Regions from separate parts of the Homo sapiens genome. Here region 1 is linked to region 2. The links are chromatin contacts, found by Hi-C or POLR2A ChIA-PET in ENCODE. All regions are on one chromosome and are shown on one strand. The core of a region is the stretch at or near the end of the contact, and the rest is flanking DNA. Distances in the headings are between cores, read along the strand shown.

Region 1 (5,458 bases), core at 640-3,139, 76 kb before region 2:
GAAGGTATTACTGCCATGTACTACCATTTAAAGTGAAGAGATTTTGGAAGAAAAACAAAAACTATAATCAACAGAAAAACTCTGAAAGAAATTTTAAGATGAACAACCTTCAAGAAGTTAAAGGCGGCTGCAGTGGACCGTGGGCAGCCAGGGTCGGTGAAGAATCCCAACATGGCTGGGCGAAAACTTGCTCTAAAAACCACTGACTGAGTAGCTTTTGCAGAGATCATACCCCAGAACCAAAAGGCCATTGCTAGTTTCCTGAAATCCTGGAATGAGACCCTCACCTCCAGGTTGGCTGCTTTACCTGAGAATCCACCGGTTATCGACTGGGCTTACTACAAGGCCAACGTGGCCAAGGCCGGTTTGGTGGATGACTTTAAGAAGTTTAATGCCCTGAAGGTTCCCGTGCCAGAGGATAAATATACTGCGCAGGTGGATGCCGAAGAAAAAGATGTGAAATCTTGTGCTGAGTGGGTGTCTCTCTCAAAGGCCAGGATTGTAGAATATGAGAAACAGATGGAGAAGATGAAGAACTTAATTCCATTTGATCAGATGACCACTGAGGACTTGAACGAAGCTTTCCCAGAAACCAAATTAGACGAGAAAAAGTATCCTTATTGGCCTCACCAACTAATCGAGAATTTATAAAATTGAGTCCAGGAGGAAGTTCTGGCCCTTGTATTACACATTCTGGACATTAAAAATAATAATTATACAGTAGACCAATAGCACCATAATTTTAGGCACAGTAAATTAGCCAATATCTCTCATTGCTAACTCAGTTTCATTTAACTTCTTGTGTTGCCTTTAACAACTTTTTTTTTAATATCATTCTCGCTTGAATTTCCAGTATAAGTGACAAGATTTTCTTCATTTACATGTGCTCTCTTTATGGTATTCCTTATAAACAAGAGCATTTATTTGTAAAAACTGGATGCAGTTTGAAACTATCTGTACAGTTAAGAATTGCTAGTTAACAATAATATGCCTATGTATGAGTTAATCTGCAAATGTAGTACATTTGTATTCATCTTTAGTCTATGAATTAACCAATTATACCAACTAATGAGGGACTCCTGGATCTTCATTTTACTCAACGCGTTAAACAGAAAAGACTGTAGCATATATGCGAAATGAACTTAATGTTATCAACAGTGCAACTATACGATACTTCATCAGCCAAAAGGTGCAATTTCTACATCATGTAGGCACATACACAATTATAAACTTTATGCATGATTCACACTGCCTCTCCAACACAATCTAAGATTACAGATGAAGAAAATCAATTAAATTTCTAAAGAAAGCTATCAAAATACTAAAAATTCCACTACTGTTCAAAGTATTTTCTACACTGTTTTTTTTTTTTACCTTTGATTCAGAGGAACTGTGGAATGCATCGATTTTTTCAAATGCATAAGTATTTCTTCTATTTATCTTTGAATATATTTTTTGGGTAGTTTTTAGTATTAGGTCATTTACATTTAAAGATTCCTAATTTGAGTTCCTTATATAATCACCTAAAATTTGCGTGACTGCAACTAACCTGATTGATGAAAGTAACTGACAGCTTTTACACTTGGCTATTTACTTCTTGCAAAATATCTACTACCTTACTCATTTGTTTAAAAGTAGTTTATTATTACTTCTACAACTTTTTCCATTTACTCTACAGACCGTAGTTTTATTTGCATTGGTTCTTTTTTATCAATTTAAAAAGCTGTTTAATTCTAGTTTCAGAGCAAACCACAGCAAAGACATGGAAAGACAAGAAAACAAAACCTCCTTTGGCATTGTCGAGAGTCCGGTTTCAGTGGCTGCTTCATAACTGTTTGAAATGAAAGTGGAAGAAGGGGGTGGTGGCTCATGCCTATAATGCCAGCACTCTGGCAGACAGAGACAAGCAGACTGCTTTAACTCAGGAGGAGTTCAAGACCAGCCCGGGCAACATGGTGAAACCCCGTCTCTACAAAAAATATGAAAATTAGCCAAGTGTAGTGGCACACACCTGTAGTCCCAGCTACTTGAGAGGCTGAGGTGGGAGCATCACTCGAGCCCAGGAGTCGAGGCTGCAGTGACCCATGTTTGTGCCACTGCACTCCAGCCTGGGTGACAAGTGAGACCCTGTCTCAAAAACAAAACGAAACAAAAAACATATTCTACATTAAGTTCAGTAAATTTATCTAAGATAATTATTTCATTAACCGGAGATTATTAACTAGTATTTTCACAAAACAATAATGAATGCTATAATAATTCTGAGTTAACAGAAAATCCTGAAGACATGAATCAAAGAAAATAAAAACTGGTCTTATGGGGTAGCTTTTTTTTTGTCTAAATGTGTTCACTATATTACACATCAAAATGCAAATAACTGATTTAATTATCCAACATTCTGGATTGCCTATAACATTCTTCCTAAGATTCAACTGTAGATATTACTGATCCAAATTATGAACAAGAATTATTCTAAAAAATCACTGAGGAAACTAAAAAGCGTAACAAAATGACAAATTTATGTATTAAAAAGAAAATTCTTGTTTATTTGATGCTGAGATTTATTGAGGACATACTCCATCAACCCAAGAACTGTGCTGGTCAGAAAAGAAAATCTAAGAAATGACACCTTCCATTAACACTACTATAATACAGCAATCAATATTTGACATCAATAAATATATAATGAGTACCTAATATATGTTAGGCACTATTCTAGGCAGTGGGAATATAAAGCAGTGAAAGAAAGACCCTGTCCTCAGAATTTATAATCTGGAGTAAAGGGTATAGAGGGGGAAACAAAGTCAGTATAAAGTGTCAGCTGTGATAAGCAGTATGGAGAAAAAAAAAAGAGATAAGAATGGATGGTTTTATATGGGGTGGTTATGAAGAACTTCTATTAAGGTGAAATTACTATATAGCTCAGTACACAAAGAGTCCTGTCAATGGATTGATATTAAATTTTGTTTTTAACAAAAGACTACCATTAGGCTTTGTCCTGTTGAGCATTTAAAAAATCATCTTTGGGCCGGGCATGGTGGCTCATGCCTGTAATCCCAGCACTCTGGGAGGCTGAGGTGGGTGGATCACGAGGTCAGGAGATGGAGACCATCCTGACCAACATGGTGAAACCCCATCTCTACTAAAAATACAAAAATTAGCCGGTTGTGGTGGTGCATGCCTGTAATCCCAGCTACTCAGGAGGCTGAGGCAGGAGAATCGCTTGAACCCAGGAGGCAGAGGCTACAGTGAGCTGAGATTGTGCCACTGCACTCCAGCCTAGCACAGAGCAGGACTCAGTCTCCCAAAAAAAAAAAAAAATCTTTGGTGGGGTGACATGCTAATTAGTTTGTGGCTGAAGTTAAATTTGGATTTGGGAGTCAATCCAGCCCCTTCCTCTGCAAAAAGGGGCATAAATGGGATTTCTGGAGAAGTCTAAATGTAGTTGGTCTTATGAGGTGCTGTTTTTCAATATGTACAAAATGCCCTTTGGTGAGTTCCTGTGCCAGCTCTTTAGAGGAGGATATGTACCTCTTTTCCTCAGCTGTGTAGCAAAAACAACACAGATCAGGGCAGCATATCTCAAGATGCAGTTCTTAGGAGGTTAGTGTCAAGGAAATGTCTCTGAAGCATTCTTGCACTAACTCAGCCCACAGTGATCATTCTCCTTCATGACAAGTTATACCAAATACTTTAGGACTTGATTACGTATTACCTTGTACTATTTTCTAAGGAGACAACAAGCTGTAGAAAGTAACATTAACTTTGAATTTAAGAAGCTCTATTTAAAAAGTCGTATATTTTGAGATAAATCACTTAATTCTTGGTTTCCAGATTCCTTGTCTACAAAAAGATGGAATGAGGGAAAGGGGAAATACTGAACACTCAGATGACTTACATCAGCCAGGTAACCATGTAAACGCTTGAAGCAGTTAAGGTCTTATTAGGTAATAACATAGACTGTGGTCAAGTAGGGAGTGAATGCTTTACGGGTAAAGTCATTTGAATTCTAAAAATTATGAATATTGTATAAACCAACAAAATCAATTTGAGAGATAAGAGCTCTGAACCCTGGTCCAGCAGTTTTTGACTTCTCGACTAGATCCCTAAAGTCCCTTTCAATTATAAAATGTTTTGTTATAATAATGTTACATGTACCAGACTTTGAAGAATTAAACATAAATGGAATTTTAAAAGCATCTTAGGTTGGGCGTGGTGACTCATGTCTGTAATCCCAGCACTTTGCGGGGCCGAGGCAGGCAGATCACTTGAAGTGAGGAATTCGACACTAGCTGGCCAACATGGTGAAACCCCGTCTATACTAAAAAATACAAAAATCAGTCGGGTTTGGTGGTGCATGCCTGTAATCCCAGGTGCTCAGGAGGCTGAGGCAGGAGAATCATTTGAACCTGGAAGGCCGAGGCTGCAGTGAGCCAAGATTGCGCCACTGCACTCCAGCTTAGGCATACAGAGTGAGACTCTGTCTCAAAAAACAAAAAAAAGTTAGATTCCTTAATTACTATAAAAAAATAAATTGCACTGGTAATAAAATTTAATATAATCTAAATATTATTTCTCTAACTTCATAATGGTTGTTTGATATTATAGATATTTTGGAGTCATTATCTTTCAAAAACAATACACATTTTAAAAAGGAGTGAAAATAAACGTAAGACAACATCCTTACTCCTAAAGTATGCACAACTGGGAAAATCCATTAAGACTAGTGGGCACTCAACCAGGACAAGATGCAACCACATTTTCCTTTACCTTCTCGCATGCTATTTATGCAAATAAAAGCCATGTAACTAAAAATTAGGGCACGGACATGACATCCTCTCTCAGGAAACACACTTCTCTTCAAATAATACCACAAATAAAGAGACTAACTGTATAAGGGATTATACAAATTGGTTACAGAGATTAAGACTGGGAAGTAAAATATAAAAAGAAGTTAAAAACAAGTGACTACCAAGGAAAAAATCTATATACCAAATATACAAAAAATGTGGACTAGTGAGCCAAGTGTCACCAGACTGTACTATAAAACATTAAAGCCAACAACAGATTACCTTTAAAGACTGCTTTAATCCTATCCAGGATAAAACACAGTTGAACAATGGAATTTTAAAAACTTAAATTTGTATTAATCCAGTTAGCAAAATTTGCATCCCAGGTTACCTTAAAAACTTTGAATCCAAAATTATCTTGAAAAGCAAACAAATTAACTCATTAAAAAAAAGGACCCATATTTAAATAACATAAAGCAATTCTACATTTTAAGAAGATGAAACCAAATAACTGACATTTTAAGAGACTTCCTGAACTGAGTGAGGCTAGTTCATAATTGGTAAATAAAGAAATCCTGGGGCTGGTTTGAGGCCCAAACTCAGTTTTTCCTTATACACTTAAAAGTAAATACTGTATCATCTTTGGAGCTCAGGGTGATAAAACATGA
Region 2 (6,115 bases), core at 1,527-4,026:
AGCGAGACTCCGTCTCAAAAAAAAAAAAAAAAAAAAAAAAGAAAAAGAAAAAAGAAAGAAAAAGAAAGAAATGCGGAAATCATTTCTTGAATGTGAAGAGGCTTCAGTATTTCACAGCTCAATTGTTAGAATTTACTTTAGCAAGTTAGATTTATCCATTGCACACTTCTACTTGAAATTAAAGGCCTCTCGGCTGGGTGTGGTGGCTCACGCGTGTAATCCCAGCACTTTGGGAGGCCAAGGCGGGCAGATCACGAGGTCAGGAGATCGAGACCATCCTGGCTGACACGGTGAAACCCCATCTCTACTAAAAAAATACAAAAAAATTACCCAGGCGTGGTGGTGGGCGCCTGTAGTCCCAGCTACTCGGGAGGCTGAGGCAGGAGAATTGCATGAACCTGGGAGGCAGAGCTTGCAGTGGGCCGAGATTGCACCACTGCACTCCAGCCTGGGCAACAGAGCGAGACTGTCTCAAAAAAAAAAGAAAAAAGAAAAAAGAAAAAAAAAGAAATTAAAGGCCTCTCACGTGAAGCACAGGATAATTTGGTTTCGACAAACAGTGTTTCTGAGTTATCACAGGGAGGGCCCAGGTTTTGTTGACTGTGAAAATCTTTTGATATTTCAGAAGGCTTCTTATCATAATCCTTTCCTTGTTTTTTTTTTTTTTTTGTTTTGTTTTTTTAATGTTGCTCAGGTTGGTCCTACCTTTCTTTGTACTTGTGGTCACAAGATGACTAAAATATGTTTTGCCCCCACCTTTCTTTAGTTTAATACACTATCTTACTCAAAGTTAGTTGTTTTTTTGTTTTGTTTTGTTTTGTTTTAGGGGGACGGAGTTTCACTCTTTCGCCCAGGCAGGGGTGAAATGGCACAATCTCGGCTCACTGCAACCTCCGCCCCCCAGGTTCAAGCAATTCTCCTGCCTCAGCCTCCTGAGTAGCAGGGATTACAGGAGCGTGCCACCATGCCTGGCTAATTTTTGTATTTTTAGTAGAGACGGGGTTTCACCATGTTGGCCAGGCTGGTCTCAAACTCTTGACCTCAGGTGATCCACCCGCCTCGGCCTCCCAAAGTGCTAAGATTACAGACGTGAGCCACCGTGCCCCGCCTAGGCTTTTAAAAATCAAGATTTCAGGCTGGGCACAGTGGCTCATGCCTGTAATCCCGGCACTTTGGGAGGCCGAGGCGGGTGGATCACTTGAGGTCAGGAGTTCATGACCAGCCTGGCCACCATGGTGAAACCCCATTTCCACTAAAAGTACAAAAATTAGCTGAGCGTCGTGACACATGCCCGGCTACTAGGAAGGCTGAGACAGAAGAATCACTTGAATCTGGGAGATAGAGGCTGCAGTGAGCTGAGATGGCGCCACTACACTCCAGCATGGGTGACAGAGTGAGACTCTGTCTCAAAAAAAAAAAAAAAAAAAATCAAGGTGTCTCTCATTTTCAAGGATAATCAAATTTACCCTTTCATCCTGTGATTTTCTATGTAATAATATGTGTTTATTTCTTTTTAGGTCTGAATGCAGTTATATATACATTCTTTTACTCCTCTTATTAGAGAATCTAATGAACCTTCATTCTATCAAATGTTTCCCATGGTATATTTGTAGTTGGTATGATCATTAAATGCAGAAGAATGCTTCACTGACCAGTACCTCTCTTAAATCATGATTCGACATCATTTTTGTAATTTTACCAATGTTTTTATTTCCCTAAATCCCTAAAGATAGATTGGCTGGGTGCGGTAGCTCATGCCTGTAATCCCGGCACTTTGGGAGGCCAAATCCACTTTTGGCGGATCATGAGGTCAGGAGATTGAGACCATCCTGGCTAACATGGTGAAACCCCGTCTCTACTAAAAATACAACAAAATTAGCTGGGCGTGGTGGCGGGTGCCTGTAGTCCCAGCTACTAGGGAGGCTGAGGCAGGAGAATGCTGTGAACCCGGGAGACGGAGCTTGCAGTGAGCCGAGATCACACCACTGCACTCCAGCCTGGGTGACAGAATGAGACTCTGTCTCAAAAATAAATAAATAAATAAAAATAAAAAATAAGATAAAATAAGATAGATTTCGATTCTCCAAAACATTTCGTTTTCTATACTTATACATCCCAATTTCTGTATTTTCTTTACATTTTGTGCTTTATATAACTATTTGAAACAGTATGATCATAGGATGTCAAATGATGTCACAAGAAGAAAATACATAGAACTAGAGTCTTCTTGCATTTCATCGTGCTATTAACAGTAAACTCATTAACTGTGTTGCTTTTCAAAGTGTTCACAATGTTTGTTCATATTGCTAAGCAGAGAAACTGTTCTTTGGAAGGGAGTACAGATAATTTTCAGAAAGAACCATCATAAAACATGTTTGAGCTAGAAGCAAAAGCAAATAAAAGCTGCAAATGAACCAGTAAAAAAGAAAAAGAAAAGCATTTGCAAAATAAATTCTATGATGCACTTAGAGAAAAGCTGTATGACATTTCCTTCTGCTGTTATAATGATATACTCTTTGGTTGACCAGCTGACCAGCCAGCCCCTAAAGACTTCATATCCTGTTTTTCAATTATAGGACTACAAATCAATGCATCTCCAGTGTTGAGCAATGACATTTTGGGTCATTTAACTAACTCCCTTATGCAGGTTATCCTCCTTTATCAGCACCATAAAAATGAGACTGATGGTAGCATTTATAGTCACTGCAAAGAGTCACCTAATAAGCTGGTGAGTCATGACCTCATTCTTTCCTGTTGCCCAGCATTTCTAGCAAAGTTGAAACATTGAGGAAAAATGAACCACAGATTTTGTAAACAGATAAAGAAATATGGTGATAGGTTAACTCTGACATTAGAGCTAGAATGAGAAATCATCTGGAGCCATAAAAGCCTGCCAAACTTTTTCCTCTTAGAAAATTGCCTCATAGACAGTTTAAACCATCCTTATATGGTATTTTAATAACTTAAGAAAGATGATCCGTTAGGTTATTAAATTAAATCTTTGTGTTGCTACTATTGTAACATTAGATGAATGAATAACATGAATGTGTTTTTATGCTCTGCCATTGATATGGCTGGCATGGGAAAGGCTTCTTCCTTTGTTTTCAGGGCTTAAATTGTTCGATTGGACAGAATGGGAGAAATAACTGCATACTTAATAAATTCTTTCTGATGAGATGATGCTTTCAAAGAAATTCAGACTCAAGATCCCTTTTCTGAGGTTTGAATGATCAAAGGAGAAATCAGTATCTAAATCTATCTTTTTCTTCCTTGTTCTAAAAGAAAGTACATCTTATATCTATATCTATATCTATATATATTTGCTAGTGAATAAGGGAATAAGGTCTTATCGTAGGTAGGAGTAGCTATATTTGCAAATGATGTAAAATTTGGATTTACATGTGCCATCCCCAAATACGGTCATACATAGAGTTTCAGTGATAGGATGCATTCTGTGACTTGAAATGTGCATTTTTATTACTGAATTATATCACCATGAATTAATATTTTAGGATAAATCCTGCAATTATCTTTTGAATATTACATTGTATTGTGTGCATATTACATTGTGTTGTGAGAAAACCTACTGAAAGGGGTCAGATGTAATATTGTAGTGTGTGTGTGAGATCTACTGAAATCTCACCCCTTTCAGTAGATTTTCTCACCAGCTTTCAGTGATGGTGGTGATGGTGATGGGAACAGTTAAAAACATTACTTTGCTGAAGCTAACATTTATGTAATTTGTTGTAATACTATTTAGATATTTCTTCCCTTTTAATAAGATCAGAGGCTAAAAAAAAAAAAAAAGAGAAAAATAAAAAGTAACTCTTTCTTGATACCTGAGAGGCTTTGTAAATAAATACAAAGGAAAAATGTGAGAACTTAAATGATTTTTCCCTAGAAATAATTGTGTTTTTTAGAAGAGTGAAGTAAGATTCAAGGAGAGTCTCACCCAACAATTAGGCCAGAGAAATTGAAACAGAAAGAAAGAAAGAAAGAAAGAGGAAAAAGAGAGAAAGAGAGAAAGAAAGAAAGAAAAGAAAGAAAGAAAAAAGAAAGAAAGAGAAAGAAAGAAAGAAAGACATAAAAAGAAAATTCTTCCTGAGAAGGGCCCAAAATTTGCATTTCTAACAAGTTTCCAGGTAACACTGGTGCTCTTTGCCTGGGAACCACGCTTTGATAACTTAGTATATGTTAGCCCTATAGATCTGGTGAGATGCCACAGCTGACCTAGAGCAGGTTCTGTGGGCAGGGGTGGGTAAGGATATGAGCCTGGGGACACTAACATATGAATTTCAGTATATCAGTGACAAAGGGAAGTTATTCTAATGTCCCTCAGATTATAAAAGGGAAGTTATTCTAATGTCCCTCAGATTTTACCACTAAGTAACTTCACCTGTTATAAAATGGATGTTGCTTTGGGTTCAAATGCTAAAATAAATTATTTGAAGCTGCAATAAATCTAATTGTAGGCAAATAAGAGTGGCTATAGTTACATAGAACTAGGTTGAAAAAAACTTGGTTTCAGGCTGAGCGCCATGATTCACGCCTGTAATCCTAGCACTTTGGGAGGCCGAGGCGGGCGGATCACTTGAGGTCAGGAGTTTGAGACCAGCCTGTCCAACATGGTGAAACCCCCTTCTCTATTAAAAATACAAAAATTAGCTGGGCATGGTGGTGCATGCCTGTAATCCCAGCTACTCGGGAGGCTGAGGTAGGAGAATCACTTGAACCTGGGAGGCGGAGGTTGCAGTGAGCTGAGTTAGCACCACTGCACTCCAGCATGGGCGACAGAGCGAGACTCTGTCTCAAAACAAACAAACAAACAAACAAACAAACACTTGGTTTCAATGCATTGAGGTAGGGAAAAGATTGAAAGAGAATTTGTCACCTTATTGCAAAGATGGGCAAGCTTTGTTTCACTTTATCTTTTTCCATTTGACCTTGAATGATTACAAGAATAGCTACAAAGCCTCTGAAAATTAAAGGTCATCTTACTACAAAGGAATTTTTATGCAGAAGCTTTAATGTTGAACTTAAATTGATCTAGATTACAGACTGCATACTTTTAACTTTCTTGGTGGTTTTATGTAAATTAATTAATTTTGTCCCTCAATTTCTCTTTTGGTTGTAGATATTTTCAATCATGGGTATAGTATGGAGGTTGTTAGTAAAAACTATTGAAAAGTGTTTTACAATACTTTATTATTTCTAAGATATGATGATGAATATCAGTGTGTATATTTATACTGACGAAAATAAAGCATATTTTCTCCTTGGTGTTTTTACACAGATACCTCTTATTAACTAAAGTTAGATTACCTAGGCAACTTTGAGGGATTATATGAATTACATGCTATTAAAGCTATCATTGTGGTCAAGAGTTTAGGTACTATTTTCAGCCCTGGCTGTGTATTGCAATGGTATGCAGATGAAAAATGTATAAATGCATGACCTTGTCAATAAAAACAAAATGAATAAGCAACACCAATGACAGTTTTGTTGGAACCAATTCCCCCCTCCCTTTTTTTCTGGAAATATGTGGCTGGCACACAGTAATAGGCTTATGAATTGAACAATTTAATACTTTATTAAAATAAAAGCAAATTAAACAGAAAGGATTGAGTTCATCTTTAGTTAAGAATGCCAGTGGCTTGGCTCTGGGAAGATGTGTCGGAGGGAGAAGAAAAAAGGGATCACTTAAGGGATTAAGTATATGAGGATCCATGAGAATTTCACGTAGACCCTGCGAAGTCCAATTTGATTGTTTCTTGATTACATTTTTACATTCTTCTGAAAGGGTCTTCAGAATTAAAGAGCAGTTTGAGGAGCAGGGAAGAATGAACAAGAATACCAAGTTTCTCAGAAGCTGGTGAAGTACTACCTACGACTCTGATTGCCTTTAATGTCATGGAGGAAGCTCTAACCCAGCTGCTTCACATAAGGGTGCAAAGCTACGACAACTCGGGTGACCTAGAGCAGCTGAACCAGTCCAGGTTTATGCCTGATCTATCTCATGGCATAAAACATTCTTTAAAAAACAACAACAGCAACAAAAATCTAGCATTTGCTTTCTAATTCTCTCAAAGCACCATGCAAATATTTATTGATCTTC

The links. Hi-C counts contacts between places; a loop is a spot of excess contacts on that map. ChIA-PET counts read pairs that join two places held with the same protein, here RNA polymerase II (POLR2A). Pooled maps may share reads with other maps.
Region 1: a pooled map shows a loop between it and region 2 (2.7-fold over the local background). The contact joins two enhancer-like sites. A Hi-C loop is called at or near these places in 1 of 50 pooled maps. POLR2A ChIA-PET finds 5 or more read pairs at or near these places in 8 of 52 experiments (OCI-LY7, PC-9, T-cell and 5 more).

The regions. Positions count from the first base shown.
Region 1 is chr12:68,637,707-68,643,164 of GRCh38, reverse strand. The region is part of intron 1 of RAP1B (RAP1B, member of RAS oncogene family); the gene reads right to left. It also overlaps the pseudogene ATP5PDP4. Among named protein-coding and RNA genes, the nearest start is that of SNORA70G, 13 kb to the right of the region's middle. RefSeq lists an enhancer at 1,880-2,009. Within about 2 kb of position 1,889, at least 4 of the 41 ENCODE cell types and tissues checked have a DNase peak (open chromatin) inside an H3K27ac peak, as active enhancers do.
Region 2 is chr12:68,562,257-68,568,371 of GRCh38, reverse strand. No RefSeq gene overlaps it. Among named protein-coding and RNA genes, the nearest start is that of RAP1B, 46 kb to the left of the region's middle. Within about 2 kb of position 2,776, at least 2 of the 41 ENCODE cell types and tissues checked have a DNase peak (open chromatin) inside an H3K27ac peak, as active enhancers do.